2 separate regions of the Mus musculus genome follow, and region 1 is linked to region 2. A link is a loop called in an ENCODE intact Hi-C map of the cell type or tissue named here. Cell type or tissue: left cerebral cortex. All regions are shown on one strand. Links, peaks and the distances in the headings refer to the core of each region. The heading gives the core; the rest is flanking DNA.

Region 1 (10,335 bases), core at 1,158-9,157, 270 kb before region 2:
GAAATATAACACCCAAAGCACAAAACTGCTGAAGAAAGCACAATGTCTCTGTAACCTCTGGGTAAGAAAACTGCTTTGACACAAAAGTGAAAGCACAGTCTATTAAAAAGGAGAAATCTGATAGAGCAGGGTTCATCAAAATAAAAAACTTTACCTCTGCTAAGAGAATTAAGTTGCTCCTTCTAACCTACTCTGGAACAGGTAACTTGTCCTTTTGTCTGCCTGCCTGCCTGTCTGCCTGTCTGTTTTGTTGAATTGGTTTAGGTTTTGTTTGTTTGTGTGGTTTTGAAACAGGATCTTAAAACATCTTTTAGGCTAGCCTCAAACTAGATCCTCCTGCCTCGGCTCCCAGTGACGTGATTACAGACACGTGCCTGCAGCCTGGCTGACTGGCTCCCACAGGCTCCCACATGGGCTGGGTTGACTGTAGCACTGCCCCCATCATGCTGGATTTAGAAGACGGCATTAGAATTTGCGGAGCTTACAGGACTTAACTGAGTTGATGCTGTGAGGAGCTAAGAATTCTGGGGTCCTTGATAGGGGTCATGCTTTATATGCAGGAAGTACCTCTACCTTGGGGACCAAGAGGCAGATATTATTATTACACTATATGAGTCCATGCAAATATAATCTCCTGGAACAAGAACCACACAGACCAAACAGGAACACATTAGGGATTTGCTAGGGTATAAGAAAAAAGATGAGACACTGCATAGGAATGCAGAATTGGAGAGTTAGTGGATATTCCCTCTCTTGACTGTGCTGGTGTTACATAATCACATGGACCTGTCAAAATTCAAAACCATAGCCCAAAGGTACATTCTATAACATATAGATTAATTATACCAATGTGCTTTATTTTTAAAAAAGTTAGGTGATCCAATACTTTCCCACCCAGGAAGCAATTCTAGCAGCAGGAAAACCGTGGACAAAGATCCACAAGAGCACAGTCTGAGGAGGAGGAAGAGCACTTACTGCTCTTCAGAGGACCTGGGTCCAATTCCCTGCTCGCTTTCACTTACAACTCTAGTTCCAGGGGAGCCTGCTTCCCAGCGTACCTACATGCAAATGGTATACACAAACTCAGGCATACATATTTTAAACATAGGACAAACTGGGGACAAATACGCACAGGGGATTGATAGACTGTCATCAAATGTTTAAAAAAAAACTGTACTGACTGAAAATGCTTGTGCTATATGAAAGGAGGGGTCTAAAAACCACATAAGCAGCATTACAACTACTCAAAATGCTAACAGGAGCCACTGCTGTTCTGTTCAGGAATTTTCCCCTGTGCCCATATCTTCCAGGCTTTTCCCCCACTTTCTCCTCTATAAGTTTCACTGTCTCTGGTTTTATGTGGAGTTCCTTGATCCACTTAAACTTGACCTTAGTACAAGGAGATAGGAATGGATCAATTCACATTCTTCTACATGATAACTGCCAGTTGTGCCAGCACCATTTGTTGAAAATGCTGTCTTTTTTCCACTGGATGGTTTTAGCTCCCTTGTCAAAGATCAAGTGACCATAGGTGTATGGGTTCATTTCTGGGTCTTCAATTCTATTCCATTGGTCTACCTGTCTGTCGCTATACCAGTACCATGCAGTTTTTATCACAATTGCTCTGTGTACAGCTTTAGGTCAGGCATGGTGATTCCACCAGAGGTTCTTTTATCATTGAGAAGAGTTTTTGCTATCATTTGCAGATTGCTCTTTCTAATTCGTTGAAGAATTGAGTTGGAATTTTGATGGGGATTGCATTGAATCTGTAGATTGCTTTTGGCAAGATAGCCACTTTTACTATATTAATCCTGCCAATCCATGAGCATGGGAGATCCATCTTTTGAGATCTTCTTTGATTACTTTCTTCAGAGACTTGAAGTTCTTATCATACAGATCTTTCACTTCCTTAGAGTCATGCCAAGGTATTTTATATTATTTGTGACTATTGTGAAGGGTGTTGTTTCCCTAATTTCTTTCTCAGCCTGTTTATCCTTTGTGTAGAGAAAGGCCATTGACTTGTTTGAGTTAATTTTATATCCAGCTACTTCACTGAAGCTGTTTATCAGGTTTAGGAGTTCTCTGGTGGAATTTTTTTTTTTTTTTTTTTTTTTTTTTTTTTTTTGCTGAAAGGACCCTGATATAGCTGTCTCTTGTGAGGCTATGCCAGTGCCTGGCAAACACAGAAGTGGGTGCTCATAGTCAGCTATTGGATGGAACACAGGGCCCCCGATGGAGGAGCTAGAGAAAGTACCCAAGGAGCTAAAGGGGTCTGCAACCCTATAGGTGGAACAACAGTGTGAACTAACCAGTACCCCCAGAGCTCGTGTCTCTAGCTGCATATGTATCAGAAGATGGCCTAGTCGGCCATCATTGGTAAGAGAGGCCCCTTGGTCTTGGAAACTCTATATGCCCCAATACAAGGGAACACCAGGGCCAAGAAGTGGGAGTGGGTAGGTAGGGGAGCAGGGCAGGGGGAGGGTATAGGGAACTTTCCAGATAGCATTTGAAATGTATTTAAAGAAAATAATAAAAAAATAAAAGCCAGTGTCATATTCTTGCATGGCATGGCACTCCTAGCTCTAGTTTTGCTTAAACTGCTCCTTCTCCTAGGTTCATCTCCTACCAGTCTCCACTTCACTTTATTCAAGCCATCTTGTGTTTCCATACAAACGTTACCTGACCAGAGCATCCCCAGCCTCTACATATAAAACAGCTCTTGCTTCCCACTACTACCACCATTCCATAACTAGCTTTCTTCAGGATAGTGTTTAGCATGACTCCACGTACCAGTTACTTATTTAGCCTGCTTTCCCTACTCCACCAAAGAGTTCAGTAAGAATCAGGGCTCTGTTCACCACTCAGTTTCTAACAGCTGGAGAAGTGCCTGGTAGTACCATAAGGTAGAACCAACCCAGTGTTGGTAGAATCATGAGTTTGCCCATGTTCATCAACCTGGAATGCCAGCATTTATACTCCCAATAATCCAAAACATATCCTGCATACAAGTGACAGCTATGGCTTCAACGTCCACAATGGCTTAGATATGTGTCTCTTTAAGCTTACAGTCTGTCTCCACGGTTATGTCTTCAGAACCCATTACAGGCCTAGAACAAGAAGGATCTCATGAGGGAATGGTCAAGTTCAGTAACGACATAGACACATAAGGAAGCCTCTTTTGGGTGTCTTTGTCCACAGAGAGGGCCCTTCACCCTCAACAGCATACTCTCTACCATAAGCCGCACACAAGGCTATAACAACAATCTGTACATGTGACACTCAAAAGATAAGCTGGGCCAGTCCAGAATTGGAATTAAAACTGTCCAGGTCAGGGCTGGAGAGATGGCTCGGTGGTTAAGAACACTAACTGGCTGCTCTTCCAGAGGTCCTGAGTTCAATTCCCAGCAACCACATGGTGGCTCACAACTATTGTAATGGTATCTGGTGTCCTCTCCTGGTGTGTCTGAAGAGAGTGACAGTGTACTCATGTAAATGCAATAAATGCATCTTTAAAAACACAACTGTCCAGGCCACGATTGATGCTGTGTAAGTAAAACCACAATCATCAGAGAGTGAGCTTACAGCTATGAACAGAGAAAGTCTCTTCGTCAGTGCGGCCTCAGTGTGGCCCCTGAGACACAGGTCATCAAGCTACCCAGGATTCTGACCTCTCCTCAACCCCAGAAGCCTCCTTTCCCCAAGGTTTCTGCTTGTGCCTTCCAAACATTCAGGAATTCAGTGAAGAAAAATAAAACTGACATTCTTCAACAAAAGCTGGAAAAGGGGATGGCAGGCTCACACGGGATCATATATAGAAAAATATAATTTAGCAGTGCATGCATACACAATATAGACTTAAAAAAAAAAAAAAAGAATCAGAACTCTAGGCACAAGTTAGGGACCAAAACAGACAGCCTACAGGAAAGGAATCAGGCAATTAAAGTGGAAAAGAAATGCAAGACATTACGTTTAACCAAATAGAATTCCCAAAGTTTGAATTTTGGACAGAACAAAATATCCAGAGATAAGGAAAATAATAAACGACCATGTGACTGGGAAAGAAAAACAATGTTAGTGTTGTTGTCATGAACACCAGAGAAAGAGCACCCATGCGTGCAGGGATGGAAGGGAAAGAAAAGAGGAGAGGTGGGAGGAAATGGGAAAGTCTAGGAAAGAAGGCAGCAGGCATTTCGTTACATATGTGTGCCCCTTCCAACCAGCCACCTTAGAATTGATTGGGGCTGTGGGGATACCCTTAAAGAGCTGATAACTAGAGAATGATGTAGTGGCACAGGGGCCTGGGAGGCAGAAGCAGGCTGATCTCTATCAGTTCCAAGCAGACCAGGGCTACATATTAAGAAGACCAGGGAGGGAGAGGAAAAAAAGGAGAAGAGGGGGATGAAGGAGGAGGAGAAAAAGGAGGGAGGGAGGGAGGGAGGGAGGGAGGGAAGGAGGGAAGGTAGAAAAAAATGAAAAAGAGAAAAGAATTTATGGAAACGAGATGCCAAAGATAAATCTGGAAACCATTCTCAGAGTGTTTAAAAGGATTCTCAAACTGGTGTGCAATTATTTGTCTCCTGACCCAAATAGTCCCATTTTTGCAGGCCTGTGGTGAAGCTCAGAAACAAATTTTTAACAAGGACCCCCAAGTCGGTCTGATCAAGTTGACTGACTGTCGTTGTAAAGCTTGAGAACAAAGAACGCACCTTGCCACAGCATTTCCAGTCTTGGCTCTGAACCAGACACCCAACTGCCCTTAAAAATAGATTATGTGTCTTTTCCTTTTACTGTAGACGCTTTGTTTTTTCGTAGCGTCAAAAAGAGAGCGGGGGACTAACCCATCAGAATCACCTCCAAGAGGTTTTTCCTCAGCCACACCCCACACCAAGAAATGGGAAGCTCTGAAAAGCAAAACCGGTGCATTTTTAGCAAGCACCTCTAGGGGGCAGAGAGCTCCACAAACAGTTATTAATGAGAAAATGGTCTAAAATGGTTTAAACGTGAAGACAACCTAGGGAAAAAAAATGTATACAAATCCCCACAAAGCAAACATGGACGCGTTCTATTCGGGGGCTTGCGGGCATCTTGCAAGGCGTTTAAAAGCCTGCACAGGACAATGGGGGCAGTGGGTTCGGCAATTTAGCACAGAAGAAAACAACTTCTCCTCCCTGGAAAGCAAAGCAACCAAGAAGGTAAGGCTCAGGGGCACCGGCTGCGGGACTCACTAAGTGATGGGTGTGACAACAAGGAAAGCGGCCTGGGCCTGGAGTCAGTGCCCACGGGAGAACGCCGCACCGGAGCGCCTGCCTTCCGCGCTTGGCTGCACCGACCTCGCCCGACGCCCGGACGCCCCGCACCCAGCCTCCGATCCCGGCCCCCTCCCCCTCTCCGGTGCCACCGACAGACTCGTCTCCCTTTCCCCTCCCCCCTCCCCCAGCCTCGGACACTGTCGCTCTGCCTCACCCGACCTCTCCGCCTCCGCACTGACCGTGTCACGGCCTGGCCGAAGACGGCGCCCTCAGCTCTGCAGAACAGCGCCGCAGACCTTGTCAGAGGACAAGACGCCAAGAGCACACAGCTATGCCCGCACCACGCCCGGCGGCCATCTTCCTAGGAGTCAGGAACTGACAGGTCACGTGGTCGTGTGGTGGGCGGTGCTCCTTGTGGCCACGCCTCCTGGAGGGGGCAGTGTGGGAGGAGTTGCAGGTGCTGAAGTGGCTTGGACGCCCTTCCCTCTATTTTAAAGGAATGGAAACATTGCTTCTTTGCCTGGTTTGGCTTCAGATGGTTTGGGTTGGGTTAGGTTGGGTTGGGTTGGGTTGGTTTTGATACAGAGTCAAAGTCGCCCAAGCAGGCTTCAAACTTGCTATGTAGCCAAGAATGACCTTTACGCTCCCGATCCTCCTGCCTCCACCTCCCAGCTGACCCAGCTAAATTAGTGTATTTTTCACAGGTGCCCCAGGCAATATTTTTCCCTGTCATTCGCGCTTTTGAAAGTTAATTTATAACCCGTACCTGGCATTATAAGCAATAATTCAGAGAAATAAACAACAATTACAACTTTGGAAGCCATTGCCCACTTTGCAAATGAAAGTCGCTTAGTTCCTCCTTCCAGGGTCCAGAAGTCCGAAATCTGCCTTCTCCATCATCGGAAGAATGCACTGCCTCCGCAGACGTCCATACTGCCTCCTTCCAGCTGAGGACCCCCCGCCCCAACCCCCCAAGGCCCTTCCAGACTTTGCTCTTCCCACCTCTGCAGAAGTATCACCAAATGCTATTAACTGATCCCTGACCACCATCAGCAACCCCATCCTGGCAATATTCCCTTCAAAGGGCCTCCTGACACCCATTTCCTAGTCTTCTTCCAGGCATGGTACTCCTTCCCAGGTTCCACCTACCTTAATTAATTCAGAGTTCCAGAGTTCTGCCCACGGTCAGTCTCATCCCCAATATGGCCGATATTATAGGCTCCCTCCTGATCCATCTCCGGAAGTGAGTGGGACCCCCACAGGAAGTGGAAAGTTATCTCACATATCACCCCATACTGTCTAAGCAGTTCCTGTGTTAATCACTCAGATCTATTTTAAACCTTTTACTCCCCCATGGGCTGCCGACTCTCTCAACTCCTCTCCCTACCCAGAACTCTTCTTATCTGTCAGGACACTAAGCACTTCTCAGTTAAACTCTTCAGTACTGCCCCCCCCATCCGTGGAGCCCGTTCCCCACAGCACCTGGGAGTGAGGCTCTTGGAAGGCGTGCCCTCACAGACCTTGCCCTGTTCTGCCTGCCTTCCCCTTCAAACCCTGCCAGGGCAAACTGGCCAGTATTTTCTGCTAATAGACACACTGGGCTTCGTGGTACACACCTTTGCCCTCAGCACTCAGAAGCAGAGGCAGGGGGAATCTCTGTGAGTTAGAGGCTGGCTGCATAGTGAAACCCTGTCTCAAGAGGAGGAGGAAGAAGAAGAAGATGAAGAAGAGGAAGGAAGGAGAGAAGGGAGGGAAGGGGAGGGAGAATGTTATCAAGGGGTGAGAGAGGTCACTGAAAAGATCTCACTGAAGAGAAATAGCTGCAGAAATGTAGTTCCTGTGCCCTTGGGGGCTACCCCCAGGGGCTCAGCTCACATTTGAGAAAGATTGGCTGAAGGTTCCTGGCCCTAGCCTTCCAACTCATTTCTCATGCAAGTCTCCCAGACCCTCCTTCATGTACCTTTAACTTGTGCAGAGGGACAAGTAGATTAATGGGATGACTTCCACAAGCCAGGAAGCTGGCTTTAGACAGGACCAGGCTCATGCTTTCCTACACAGAGCTCTCTGCCTCCAGCGGGGAAACCAGAATGAGGGGCAAGCACATCCCACTGATTGCCTTTGGTCTCAGACACAAGCCCAGCTCGGCGACCTACCTTTCTTCCCATCATTGAAACCAAATCCCTGCAGACATTCAGGGAGCACACCATTCTTCCCTAGGGCTGATCTGGAAAGCACTGTGGTTAGGAACTGCAGGTTAGGGTACCAGGATGCAGAGTGGGCTCAGTGAGGAGAGGCAAGGGAGGCTGGGAACACATTCCAACAATTATAAAGCCAGCCCCTGCCCTGCCATGGACCAGACAGGTCTGAACAGGAATTGGGGTAAAACTCTCAGACCTTTTCCTTTTAATTATAGGGATAAGGCATTCCTTCCATAAAATAAATTTTTTAATTATTTAAGAATGACTAGATAACATTTTATAAAAGTGATTTTTAGAAGCATTCAAAATGTTGTGGGGATTGGGAGAGATAAGAAGGCAGTGTTTGCAGGGCAGTCCTAGGTGAAGCAGGGTTAATCTACACGTTTCTATCCTCTACCTCCTGCCTCTGAACGGTTACTCTGATTCAGGGGAAAGTTTCATTTTGATAACAAGGATTTGCCAGCCCCTGGTCCCTTCCACGCTATGGACCCTCATACCCAGTCTTGCAATCGAACTACTGCAGAACTAAGGTTTCCTCCTCAGTTTTGTCTCAAAGACATGCCTCTTCCCTTGCTCTCTGGTCTTTCTCTGGTTCATGTAGCCTGCCTAGATCTTTCCAAGAGACACACCCAGTGGGGTTGATTCTGGAATCACTCAACAACCCAAGACTCTGAATCAGCGGCTTTGAGAGTCTGGCTTACCTTCTTGTCATGTGTTTTTATGGAGAAGGAAAAATAGGCATTATCTTTCCACTCCTTGCCACTCTCTCCAACAAGGCTGTAATTTGATCGCCCTCGGGTCCTTTTTCCATAGCATCAGCACCTGGCCTGATGACTTCAACGGTCTAATCTTTCTCTGTGGCTTCAGTTTCATTGTCTAGCATATTTTCCACAGAAATCTCAACATGTTTTATACACTATGTTGCTCTAAAATGGTTCTTTCTTGGCTGGTATGATAGATCATACTTATAATTCCACTGCATAGGGGAGACTGAGGCAGGAGGATTGCTGTCAATTTAAGGCCGGCCTCAGCTACAGTGTTACTCTTCTATGATTTAAAGTAAATATGGACAGCTGGAGAGATAGCTCATAGCACCTGCTCTTGCAGAGAATCTGAGTTTGGTTCCAGCACCCACATTGGTGGCCTAATAGCTGCCTATAAATTCAGTTACAGGGCATCTGACTCCTTCTCTCTTATGGCACCCCATTCCCCCAGCCCAGAGGAGTTAGAAAGTTAAGTATTTTTAAGAAGCAAATAAGATGAATATGTATTCGTTACCAAGAATTTGGCAAACACATAAAAATTTGAAGTGTCAGCTTCTTTTCTATTACCACTTAGGATTCTCTGGCTTCTTAATCGAGATATGAAGCATAAACTTCATTGGTCAACTCATACTCTAAACAATGTTGAAACGAAGAGTGGTATTGGAGATTGTGGTAGTTAAACTATCAACAGGATCTAGAGTCAGCCAAGCGACAACCTTTGAGGGTATCTATGAGGAAGTTTCTAGATTAGGTTGAGCTGGGAAGCCCTAGACATGGGTGACACAGACCTGAATACCAGCATCCCTCACCCCCTGCTTTCTGGCTGCTGATGGACATGGCCCAGCTGCTTCAAGCCCCAGCTTCCCTGCTGCCATGAACTCTACCTCCAACTGGGAGCCGAAATAGACCCTTCCTTCTTCTTTCCTTCCTTCCTTCCTTCCTTCCTTCCTTCCTTCCTTCCTTCCTTCCTTCCTTCCTCCCTCCCTCCCTCCCTTCCTTCCATGTTGCCACTGTCAGAGACTTTGTCACAGCAGGAAGAAAAGATACTAATACAGAGATGCTCTGGGGGTGTTTGCCTTGATGAGTGATAAATGCTGCTGTTTAAGTTACTTTTGTGTCACTGTGATAAGACATCTGAAACAACTCACTTAAGACAGGAAGAATTTATTTAGACTCATAACTTTCATGGGATTAGCAGTCTGTGGGGACTTGGCCTCATAGTTTAGGTAGAACATCATGATACTATGAACAGGTGGTGGAGGGAGAGAAAGGAATAGAGGGAAAGACCAAGGTAACATATAGAAGGTCACACCCTGAGTGATTGCCTTAGTCAGGGTTTCTATTCCTGCACAAAACATCATGACCAAGAAGCAAATTGGAAAGGAAAGGGTTTATTCAGCTTACACTTCCACGTTGCTGTTCATCACTAAAGGAAGTCAGGACAGGAACTCACACAGGGCAGGAACTTGGAGACAGGAGCTGATGTAGAGGGGATGGAGGAATGATGCTTACTGGCTTGCTCAGCTTGCTTTCTTATACAACCCAAGACTACCAGCCCAGGGATGGCACCACCCACAATGGTCTGGGCCCTCCCTACTTGATCATTAATTGAAAAATACCTTACAGCTGGATCTCATGGAGGCATTTCCTCAACTGAAGCTCCTTTCTCTGTGATAACTCCAGCTTGTGTCAAGTTGACACACAAAACCAGCCAGTACAGTGACCCTTTCACTTCCTCCAAGTAGGCCACACCTCCTACCTTCCTCTCCTTCTCCACACCCCGATTCCAATAATACCTACTTATAGGAGGAGTGTGTGGGACCCCAAACAACCACAACACTGAAAAGTCTCAACCCAGTATGGATGATGAATTCCCCATAGCTGCAGAGAGAGTCCTTGGCTTCTGTTAACCTTCCTCACTCCACACACTCCGCCACCACTCAAGACTCCAAGAGTAGATGCATCTGGGGCAGAGCAATGTTCACCAGGCAAGGAGGTGCAGGAGAGAATGGCTGAGGTCTTGGGTGACTGTCTGATAACTCTGTTTTCCATCAGAGGTCACCAGGCCTGATCTTGATATTCCCATAAAGTCACTGCTGCTCTGATGAAGATGGTAATGGCTGC
Region 2 (10,335 bases), core at 1,302-9,301:
ATGGCTCCACTCCATACAGAGGCCCAGAGCATATCTATCTCACTGCTCTATGTAAGAAAAGAGGAAAAAGTCCCCAGAAGTAACAAAAAGCAAAAAGTAAACTTGGGGGTGGGGAAGGATTCTCTTGTGTGGGCCGTGGGGGTGGGGCAGACCAAGCAGGGGAGCATTTGGGATGTAAATAAAGAGATGTACATTTTACCCAAAGGACTGACATTAAGGTTTTAGTTAAATCATTTAATACTTGTATGCCATGAAAGTTCAAGACTGTTAATTCAAGAGTTTATTAATTTTAAGTAACAATAATTTAAAAGGTACAAAGGCTTTTCATATTACAAAAACATCTATACAATAATCAAGGAAACTGATCAGGGTTATGTCAGTTCATGAGGAAGCTAGATCACAGTAAACTACCTCAGGGAACACTTGCTTTTCCTGTTTTGGTTTGTAAGAGTCCCACGGGTGTACCCACCACTGGGCTCAAACTCACTTGTGAATTCCGTACAGCCAGGGCTATACAGAGAAACTCTGTCTCGAAGAAAAAAAAAAAGTGACACTATTAGGGCAAATGTCAGAATTTACTGTACCATCATAGCATTTGCAAACTTCAAGATAATACTGAGCATTAAAAAAAAAAAAAAAAAGCATAGAGGTACTACCTCATAAAATGTATAGTTTAATCGCCTGACAGCACTATGTGTGTGTGTGTGCAAAGTGCCAATTTTATTTACAAACTTGTTAAGTAGACCCTGCATGCCTGCAGGAAGCAGTCCGACATCTTTAAACAGCCCTAAACAGCATCTAAATGTTTAAACCTGCTTGCTTGATGGTCACTGCTCCTAAAACCTGGCCCAGTGCTGTTAGTACTTTGATGAGGTCAAAGGTGACCACACTACTTGTAAAAGCCAAGGACAGGATCTCCCTAAGGATCCAAGTACCCATTGTTTGAAGTATACTTTCTTCTAGTGACCAGCCTGGCAAACAGGACTGAGGTAGCTACACAGCTTTTTAGACACCTGTTTAGCAAATTTAATGACAATTCATGGTGTAGCCAGTTGGTTGTTTTTGCTGGTTTCTTTTAATGGCAAGGGGACAAAAATCAGCGAAGAACACACGATCAGTTACTTAGAAGTCAGCATCCAAGGTAAAAGAGTTCTCTGTCGAATTCGACATGACTCCCATCCTCTGATACTCGCCTACTCGCTTCTCAAAGAAGTTTGTCTTTCCTTCTAGTGAGATATTTTCCATGAAGTCAAACGGATTTTCTACTCTGAAAATCTGAAAAAGTCACACCAATATATAAATGCTGAAAACAAGTGAAAGAAAGAAGAAAGAGACAAGACGACAGACAGCAGAGGGTGGAGGCCATAAATAACACTTTACCTTGTTAAAACCCAGCTCCAGCATAAGCCTGTCGGCCACAAACTCAATGTACTGCTTCATCAAAGTGCAGTTCATCCCGATGAGCTTCACGGGCAAGGCCTCCGTGAGGAACTCCTAGAGGGCAAGCAAAGGGGCGCTGAGCACCCCGAAGCCCGAGGACACCCCCGCCCCGCAGCAAGGACAAGGACAACCTGCACGCAGTCACTCACCTGCTCTATCCTAACGGCGTTGGTGATTATCTCTCGGACCCTCTGCTCTGCTGGCTTGTGTACCAGGTGCTTGAACATCAGGCAGGCAAAGTCACAGTGTAAACCCTAGAAGAGAGAGTCGTTCAAGGTCACCGTGGGGCTCTACTGTTCACAAGCATGACTTATCCACCCTCCTCAGTCTCCTGTGACTTATCTGGCCACACAGAGAGCACTTAACCTATCCAGAGAAAGGTATTTAAGCCCGGGTGTGGTGGTAACACACCTGCAATCTTAGCATTCTGGAGCCAGAGACAAGATCACCATGAATTTGAGGCCAGTTCGGCCCACATTGTTCCAAGCCAGCCACAAAATCCAACAATGCAGGTGAGGGAAATAAACCATGTATTTCACGGCCAATTATGAAAGCGAGGAATAGGCTAGCCCAACTCAAGGCTGCCTGACACCTATTATTACACAGGGCCGGGGCCCTTCCCTTCTGATACCCAGAGGTTTCTTCACAGCCACAGGCTCTACTAAGAACTTTCAGTTTGTACACTCGAGTCTACGGGATAACAGGAATATATGTACTAGGAAGTCAGTGGTTTAATAAGTTACTTAAGGTATCTTATCCTTTGCTGAGGATTGTATGGATTCCTACATTAAATATGGATACAGGGCTAGGAATGTGGCGGAATACTTGCCTAGCAAGTATGAAAGCCTAGGCTGGATCCCCAAGACTTGGAATGGCTCAACAGTTACAAGGGACATTTGCTGCTTTTGCAGAGGACCCAGGTTCAGGTCCCAGCACCTACATTACAGCTCAAAACCACCCGGTCCCGAGGTCATCCTCCTCCCCTTTGTCCTTTGCAGGCAAAGGTTCACACATTACAATCCCTTTTGAAAGTGGCCACACCTCACTTCTCAGGTCCCCATCAGTAGATGTGTATCTAAGAGCCCCAGGTTAGAAAGCTACTTCAGACTCACCTCGTCTCTGCTAATAAGCTCATTGGAAAATGTAAGGCCCGGCATCAGCCCCCGTTTCTTGAGCCAGAATATCGATGCAAAAGAACCGGAAAAGAAGATTCCTTCTACGGCGGCAAAGGCCACAACGCGTTCTCCTAGCAAGAGTCAACACGAAAACGTTCCCGGTGAGGCCTCGGTATTCTCAGCACAGGCCAATAATCCAGTGACATTACTTGGACAATCAAGCCTGGGCTTGAGGAGGAAAAAGGAAAGGGTCCTCACCATACGTAGCCTCTTTGTCCCCAATCCAGCGCAAGGCCCAGTCAGCCTTCTTCTTCACACAAGGCATTGTTTCAATAGCATTGAAGAGATATTCTCTGCAGGCAGAAAGTATAGCATGAATGGATACTGCAGAGCCCTGGCAACACAACAGGCACAGCGTAGGCCTGATTCATTACTTCCACGTCTGCTTCCCATCCTGGCACTCACTGCCACCATAACCCTACCAGTCCTTCCCAGTCTCCCTCCATAACACAAACGCCTTCTTAATTTTTCTATAATGTCCTAGCAGAGCAATGTCAGCTAAACTGGTCTAAAATAAACCTTTTGACTCAATATTGTCTAAAGCAATTCCCCTCACCTCCACTTTGGTTTCATACTCATTCATAGCCACGTCTTTAAATTTAATTGTTTTTGGTTTTTTTTGGTTTTGGTTTTGAGACAGGGTCTCTCTGTGTAGCCCTGGCTGTCCTGGAACTCACTCTGTAGACCAGGCTGGCCTCAAACTCAGAAATCTGCCTGCCTCTGCCTCCCAAGTGCTGGGGTTAAAGGTGTGCGCCACCACCGCCCGGCTTTAAACTTAACTTTTAATGTATGTTTTGCCTTAACGTGTCAGACACCTTATGTGTGATGCCCATGGAGGCCAGAAGAGGGCACCACTTCCCTGTGACTGGACTTACAGCCTTGTGAGGTGTCCCGTGGGAGCTAAGAACTAAAACTGGTAAGCAGTAAACCATACTTTGCAGGAGCCACAGTGCCTTCTAAACCTCAGTGGTCATCTCTCCAGCCCCTGGGGTTGGTTTTGTTTTTGACACAGTATGCAGTCTGACTAGCCTTTGACTTCTTGACAATGCTGCTGCACTGATCTCTGGGAGCTGGAAATAGACACAAGCTACCACACACAAAAGCTGGAGGCAGTCTTGACTAAGGGTCATAGAAACATCTACTGACAGTCCGCTTGTCATTCTGCTCATTTCCCCTTTATGAGCAAAAATACTGGAAATAAAGCAGTGAGTGAGTCCCAGGCACCTTGGCAGAGTGTGTGGATACTCACCTTTCCTTGGGATCTTTAATGTAAGTGTCAATAAGGAGACTGTACATTTCAGAGTGTATGTTTTCCATGGCAATTTGGAAGCCATAGAAACAGCGGGCCTCTGTAACTTGAACTTCTTGGCTAAATCGCTCCACCTAGTGGTAGTAAAATGAGCCAAAGTTAAATTTGAAGAACTACTGGTTGCTTCACTTTCTCCACACTACCAGTAGAGTGGCCCGGCCTGCTGGGATTGTTCCTAGGCCTGCAGCAACAGTGAAGGGGGAATCTGAGTAAGAGGCCATTTTGGTGTACTTACTGAATTCTATTCTAGGCCAGCCAGGATTACTGTGAGACCTTGCTTCAAAAATGTAAGTAAAACAAAACAAAAAACCCAGGTATATATTTAATACAGTTTAATCCTATATTTTTATTAGTTCTTCATGATTTGCAAGCAAGCTCATTATTTCACGTCATACGCTCAATTTACCAATTAGGAAACACATAACTCCTAGTTTGCCATTTATTTTAACAAAACTATCATGTGCTCCTAACCTCTGTGGCACACACCAGGCCCCACAGGGTTTCTTTTAACACTGTTATTCCCTAATTCTGTTTCAGTTCATTCCAAGGACCCACTTAGAGTTAAGAAGTATACAACCAAAGTCTTATAGAAATCCACAAAAAGTTAAGCATGTAGGTACAAAGAGAAAAACTCACTACTGCTCCTTAGCAGAGGGAAAGACTAACATGATGAACGTTAACATAACATTCATAGCTCTTAAAAAGTTTGTTTTGCTTGTGCTTGCCTGGGAATGGGTCCGTGCATGTATAGGCAAGTGCCCAAGGTCAGAGTTGCCTTGGTGAGAGGAGCTCACCAGCAGATGGGAAGCAGTCCAACAGGGGTAACTCATAACAGAACCTGGGTCTTCCGCCCAAGCAGGAAGTGTGTTAACCAGAGCGGAGACTGGAGTCAGTCATCTATCCCTCCAGCCCCGCTTCAGGGCAAAAGATAGAGAGCCAGGAACCAGTTCTGGATCTAAGTGAATTATGGGTATTTCATGCCAACTCACCAAGTTCTCATTGACTATGCCATCACTCGCTGCAAAGAAAGCCAGAACGTGAGATATAAAATGTCTCTCATCGGGTTTCAGAGCTTCCCAGTGCTGAATATCCTTGGAAAGGTCCACCTGAAGTTTAGAAGTTCACGATTAGCAGGTCTGTAGGTCTCTCTCTCTTTCTCTCTCTCATACACACACACTTTAAAACTGAAGTCCCCCAAACCATCTCATTACCGAATTCTTCACATCCATTATTCCCTTTGTTTCAGGGAACACCCAATATCTCAGTGAGCTACCATTCCCAAGGGCAAAAAGTTGTGACGGCCATGCGGGAGCCTTCTGACACACAGCAAGTCCTGAACGATTACCTCCTCGGCAGTCCAAAAGGAGGCCTCGGCTTTCTTGTACATCTGCCAGATATCATGGTACTCGATGGGAAAGACAACGAAGCGGCGGGGGTTTTCTCTCAGTAACGGCTCATCCTCAACGCTGGGGTTAGTAGGCGCTTTACTTTCCTGTTGGATGAGAGAGAGTGCCAAGTGAACCAACCCCCAAATGCCAACCGAACCGCAGGAAACTGCTAGCCAGTGTCTCATCAGATCGAGTACTTTCAACGATTGGTAATCTCGTGTGCTTAGCTGTCACGCTGCACTCTACTATTACCATAGGCCGACCCGAGTAGGACATTCTGAGGAGACACTTTGGCGGGAAAGAAGAGTCAAATAATTCAGCTGGGACAATGCAGATTTAGCGCCAACGAGCGGGCGCCCTCTACTGGGAGCCTAAGCGACCCACCTCAGCCCCACACGGGCCACTCACCAGCTCGGCGGAGTCCTGGAAGATTCTCCTCGCAGCTTTGCTGGCCAGGACGCGGGTGCTGCTGAGAGTCGGGGGCTGTAGGGGGACACGCGTGGTGAATGGCGGTAGGCACCCTCCACCCTCCCGGGTCCGGGAACCCACGACCTGCCAGTGCACATCCAACCCAGCCGGCACCTGGGCCGCCCTCACCGTGTTCTCCTTGTCAGCCAGGGTGAGTCGCTTCAGCGGCGACAACTGCAGCTGCTGCTGGTCAGCGATGGTGGCGAGCGGGGTGCGGACGGAGAGCATGGCGAACGAGGGCAGCGGCGGAGACGGCGAGGAGCAGGCGAAAACAGCTGGAATCCGGTGCACCGCCGACTGCCAGCGCCCGCGCCCTTTAAAGAGCCACCCAACCGCGCGCTCCGAGGGGGCGTGGCCTCGCCTCCCATTGGACGCCGCTGACCCCGCTCGCCGCCCAGCGCGGGAGATTTGAGTTGCGCCGCAGGCCTTCCGCACAAAGACCTTTAAGGAGCCTGCGCCGGCCGGGTGCGCGGGCGCTCGCGGGGCCGGAACCGGTTAGGATTGCGAGAGCCTTGGGGATTGAGCGCGCAGGGGGTCGCCGGGCGGGCGTTGCCGCTGAGGTTGGTGCCAAGGGTGGAGTGACGCTGCTGGCCTCTGGGACACGTCGCCTTGACTGTCTTCATGTCCCAAGTAGAGGGGTGCGGGGGACCCTGGTTTCTTAAAGAGATTCGGGGTCCCGAGCAATCGCACCGGCCTTGTGGGATTAAGGGGGTCCTCAAACTAGGGTTCCCTAAAAAGCTGTCTTCAAACTCATGAAGGGGTACGGATGCAGCCTTGGGTTCCTTTTCTACCCTGCCCCTCCTGTCAGACCCCTGTCCCCTCTGTCCCAATTAGTTTAAAAGCTGCCAGACGATTACAAATTCCAGGAAGCTCACAGGATGGTGACGAGTCATACATTCATTTTACGACTCTGGGCGTCCAGTAGTCTAAAGACGAATCTGCAAATTCCTGTGGTGAGGGTGGAGACAAGAACTCAAGTTTCCATCTTTCTGATTTGCCCTACGGGGTCCAAGATACCAGAGATAAAGCGCTGAGATGGGACACTGAGATCCCGGGGAAAAACGTGGAACCTGGGAAGGCTCCACTGACTCTCCCAGGTCAAATATTTTAAAAGAGGACGAGGGGAGGCTCCCCTCTGCTTGTGTCCTAAGTTCTCTCACTGTAGATGCTGTAAAAAATCTCTGAACACCATGTGGCAGCTCAAAGTTAAAGCAGGCGGCATCCACCGCTGCACAATTTATTGATGCTGGGGACAAAACCCAGGACTTCTTCCATGCTAAGCTAACTGGGCCATATCGATAAATATTTTAAATCACCTCTAGCAAAATTGTCAGTTCTTTTTTTTAACATATAATTTCTAATTCACATTCCATTCCTCCGTTATCCGAGGGGTTTGCCTTTGGCTCCTCTAGCTCCTGGTGTACTCAGTACAAATGAGGTCTGGCTACTAAAATAACACTCGACCACTGAGGGAAGGAGAAGGTCGCCGCCATTCTCTTCTCCCTGCTCACAACCTCCTCCAAACGCCTCTTCCTCCCGCCAAGCAGGCTGAGCTTAGTGGGCAGCCCCGCCTAGGTTCCCCTGTACCGGGACCTGTCAGGAGCTGAGCGCTTTTGCTTCTGGCGCGGTTTTTAACCTCTGCTCTGTGATTGGTTGGTTCAACTTCAAGATTCCCAGCCCCACCGGCCCGCGCGCGCTGCGGTCACTCAAGGGCAAGTCCGCTTTCAGGTGACCTTAGATGTGGAAACCGAGTCCCCGCAGGCATCCAGCGTTTCCCCGCCAAATCCTCTCAGCTGTCAGCACTCACAGTCCCTGTACAGCTTGATCATCATATACATGTTTAATCCAGATGGAAAGGGAAAACGGGTATTTTTAGGCCTGTTTTATAGGTAACTGAAGTAAAGGCCTGAGGGACCTGGAAACTACCCAAGGTCCCACAACTTTAGACCCTTGCTAACTCCTTTTCTTTCTTCTTTTTAAATTAATTTTGTGTGAGACGAGGGTGTAGTGCGAAGGTCAGAGGCCCACTTATGGAAGTTGGTTCTCTTGTATTCTGTGGGGTCACAGGGGTGGAATTTATGAGGTTAGGGTTGGCTGCTGAGACATCTTGTCAGACACTCGCACCTTTTTATTAGTAATGTTCCCAACATACGGAAAAACCGAGCAGGGCATGATGGCCCTGGTCTTTAATCTTAGCATCTGTGAGGCAGAAGCTGGCAGATCTTTTGAGTTTGAGGCCACCCTGGTCTATATAAATGAGTTCCAGGACAGCCAGGACTACATATATCCCAAAAAATATAAAAAAGAAAGCAAGGAAAAGAGAACTCCCCAGGGTTCGCCCACCAGTGTCCATTTGCTGTCTCCAACTTGCAGTTGCTTCACTCCCTTCTACACATGTGCGAAATTCATTGCTTTCTTCCCAGTACTTGAAAGTGACCTGTGCCCGAGGTGGTGGCACTTGCTCTTAATCCCAGCAATTAGGAATGTTCCCAGCGTACAGAAAGAGTAAACAGCAGGCGCCACGCCTCTCGACTCAGCACTAGCAGGCAGAAGCAAGTCATGATTTGGAGGCCAGCCTGGTCTACATAGTGAGCTCCAGGTCATCTGAGGCTGTATAATGAGACTTGGCCTCCAAATAAATCAATAAATAAGAAAGAATTTAGGAAGCAGAATAGTTGGCTTGGGTAGTTGAGAAAAACTTGCTCCCTCAAAGGTTCCTATCACCCACTTGATGGCTCACAACCATCCAAAATTGTAGTTCCAGGAGACCCAACATCATTTTCCTAGGGCACCACCACACATTATTAAGATAACGATCCATGGCCAGAGTGACTAACAGTCCAAGGCTGAACACGTGGGGCGGACGTGCTTGCAGGGGTGCTCTCTGTGCAAGCCTCTGTGGTTCTGGCGGCACTCGCTGTACCAGCCCCAGCCCTTCCTTCTTAACCTCCTGGCTTTATTGACTGGTTAGGGCTGACACAAGCAGCCCCAGTTTGATCTTGGCAACTTGCATTCCTTTCACAACTGAATAGTATTATATGATACTGAGAAACGTTAGTTAGGTATAAATACGGCGCTGGGATGTTAGAGAACAGCTTTAGTTTTAGGGTCAGCTGTTCAAACGCTGAGTAGTGAGAAGGTATCATCTACAATTTGCTTTTTTTTTTTTTTCTTAAAAAAAAACAAAACAAAACAGCATCTTACTATGTTGCCCTGGCTAGCCTAGAATTCATTGTATAGACCAGGCTGACCTTGAGCTCACAGAGGTCTGCTTATCTCTGACTCCTGGGATCAAAGGTACACCACCAAGTCCAGCTTACAGACCATTTACTTTGTATTTTGTTTTATTTTATTTTGTGTGTATGAGAGTTTTGCCTGCCTGTATGTATGTCTGAAGAGGCCAGAAGAAGGTGTTGGGTCCTCTGGAACTGGAGTTAACATGTTGGTACTGAGAACTGAACCCAAGTCCTCTGCAAGAACATCCTGTGTTCTTAACTGCTGAGTCATCTCTCTAGGCTCAACTTTGGCTTTTTTTTTTTTTTTTTAATTCTTTGTTTATTTACTCATAAGACAGGGTCTTATGAATCTCAGGCTGGCCTTCAACTCAGCATTGTAGTTGGGGATGGCCCTGAATTTCTGCTCTTCCTGTCCTCACCCCCTCAGTATTCAGGTCACGGGTGTGTGCTACTCTGCCTGGGGTGTGTGCTAGTATGCCTGGTTTATTCATTCCTGTTTTAGATGGTGCTGGGAATTGAACCCAGGGTTAGCCCTCTATTGAGTCTATTCTTTTTTTTTTTTTTTTTTAAATTGATTTTCTGAGACAGGGTTTCTCTGTGTAACCCTGGCTGTCCTGGAACTCACTCTGTAGACCAGGCTGGCCTTGAACTCAGAAATCTGCCTGCCTCTGCCTCCCAAGTGCTGGGATTAAAGGCATGCGCCACCATGCCCGGTTGAGTCTCTTCTTTCGTAATACAAGGTGTATGTTCTGTGTGTTCATAGGGTGGGGGGAGAAGGAAATGAACTTCTGAACTGGAGACCTGGAGCGACCTACGCAAAGATTTGCAAGTACAGTGGGGATCCCACCACTTGAGAGGAGGACAAAGTCAGATTCGGAGGGAACTTCTGGCCACTCTGACGGCCCGCTTAGCTAAACGGTTATTAAATAAGAGGCAACGAGTGGAAAAACAGGGGAATCAGCCTTGCAATGAGGCAATGATGGACTTCCCAGGAAGAGCTACAAGAGTGTCCACTGTGATGGAATGGAAGAGCCTGTCACTCACCCACTGGATGCCCTTGACCCACCCACTTTCTTGGGATTTCTTTGCTTACTTGTTCTCTCTCTCTCTCTCTCTCTCTCTCTCTCTCTCTCTCTCTCTCTCTCTCTCATTTGTTTGCTTTGGCTTTGTTTTGTTGTTGCTGTTGTTTTGAGACAGGGCCTCTCTACATAGTCCTGTCTGTCCCGAAACTCTCTCTGTAGACCAGCTGGCCTCAAACTCAGAGATCCACCTTCTGCTGAGACTAAAGGTATCTATCACCCAACCCTGCAATCCTCAGC

What was found. Peaks named below come from ENCODE experiments on the same cell type or tissue, not always from the same donor. Only the 100,000 strongest peaks of a DNase experiment are listed, where the experiment ranks them.
Region 1: it touches region 2 in a loop (7-fold over the local background); 3 of 42 quality-filtered maps call a loop at or near these places.

Annotation. Positions count from the first base shown.
Region 1 is chr12:24,970,216-24,980,550 of GRCm38, reverse strand. Kidins220 (kinase D-interacting substrate 220) reads right to left here and starts at 5,619. Exons shown (of 32, transcript NM_001081378.1): 1 at 5,489-5,619. Gm36236 (a long non-coding RNA gene) reads left to right here and starts at 4,954. Exons shown (of 2, transcript XR_381341.3): 1 at 4,954-5,192; 2 at 5,438-8,366. In left cerebral cortex, for the core only: CTCF peaks have their summits at 4,938 (motif pointing right) and 5,684 (motif pointing right); DNase peaks (open chromatin) are centred at 4,973, 5,182 and 5,640; H3K4me3 peaks cover 1,995 bases; H3K27ac peaks cover 1,297 bases.
Region 2 is chr12:24,704,020-24,714,354 of GRCm38, reverse strand. Rrm2 (ribonucleotide reductase M2) reads right to left here and starts at 6,101. Exons shown (of 10, transcript NM_009104.2): 1 at 5,910-6,101; 2 at 5,721-5,795; 3 at 5,270-5,416; 4 at 4,914-5,030; 5 at 3,865-3,998; 6 at 2,814-2,908; 7 at 2,553-2,686; 8 at 1,590-1,694; 9 at 1,381-1,494; 10 at 209-1,275. The coding sequence starts at 6,008. The coding sequence ends at 1,123. In left cerebral cortex, for the core only: CTCF peaks have their summits at 3,464 (motif pointing right), 4,019 (motif pointing left) and 5,671 (motif pointing left); DNase peaks (open chromatin) are centred at 3,508, 4,011, 5,759 and 6,128; H3K4me3 peaks cover 1,007 bases; H3K27ac peaks cover 294 bases.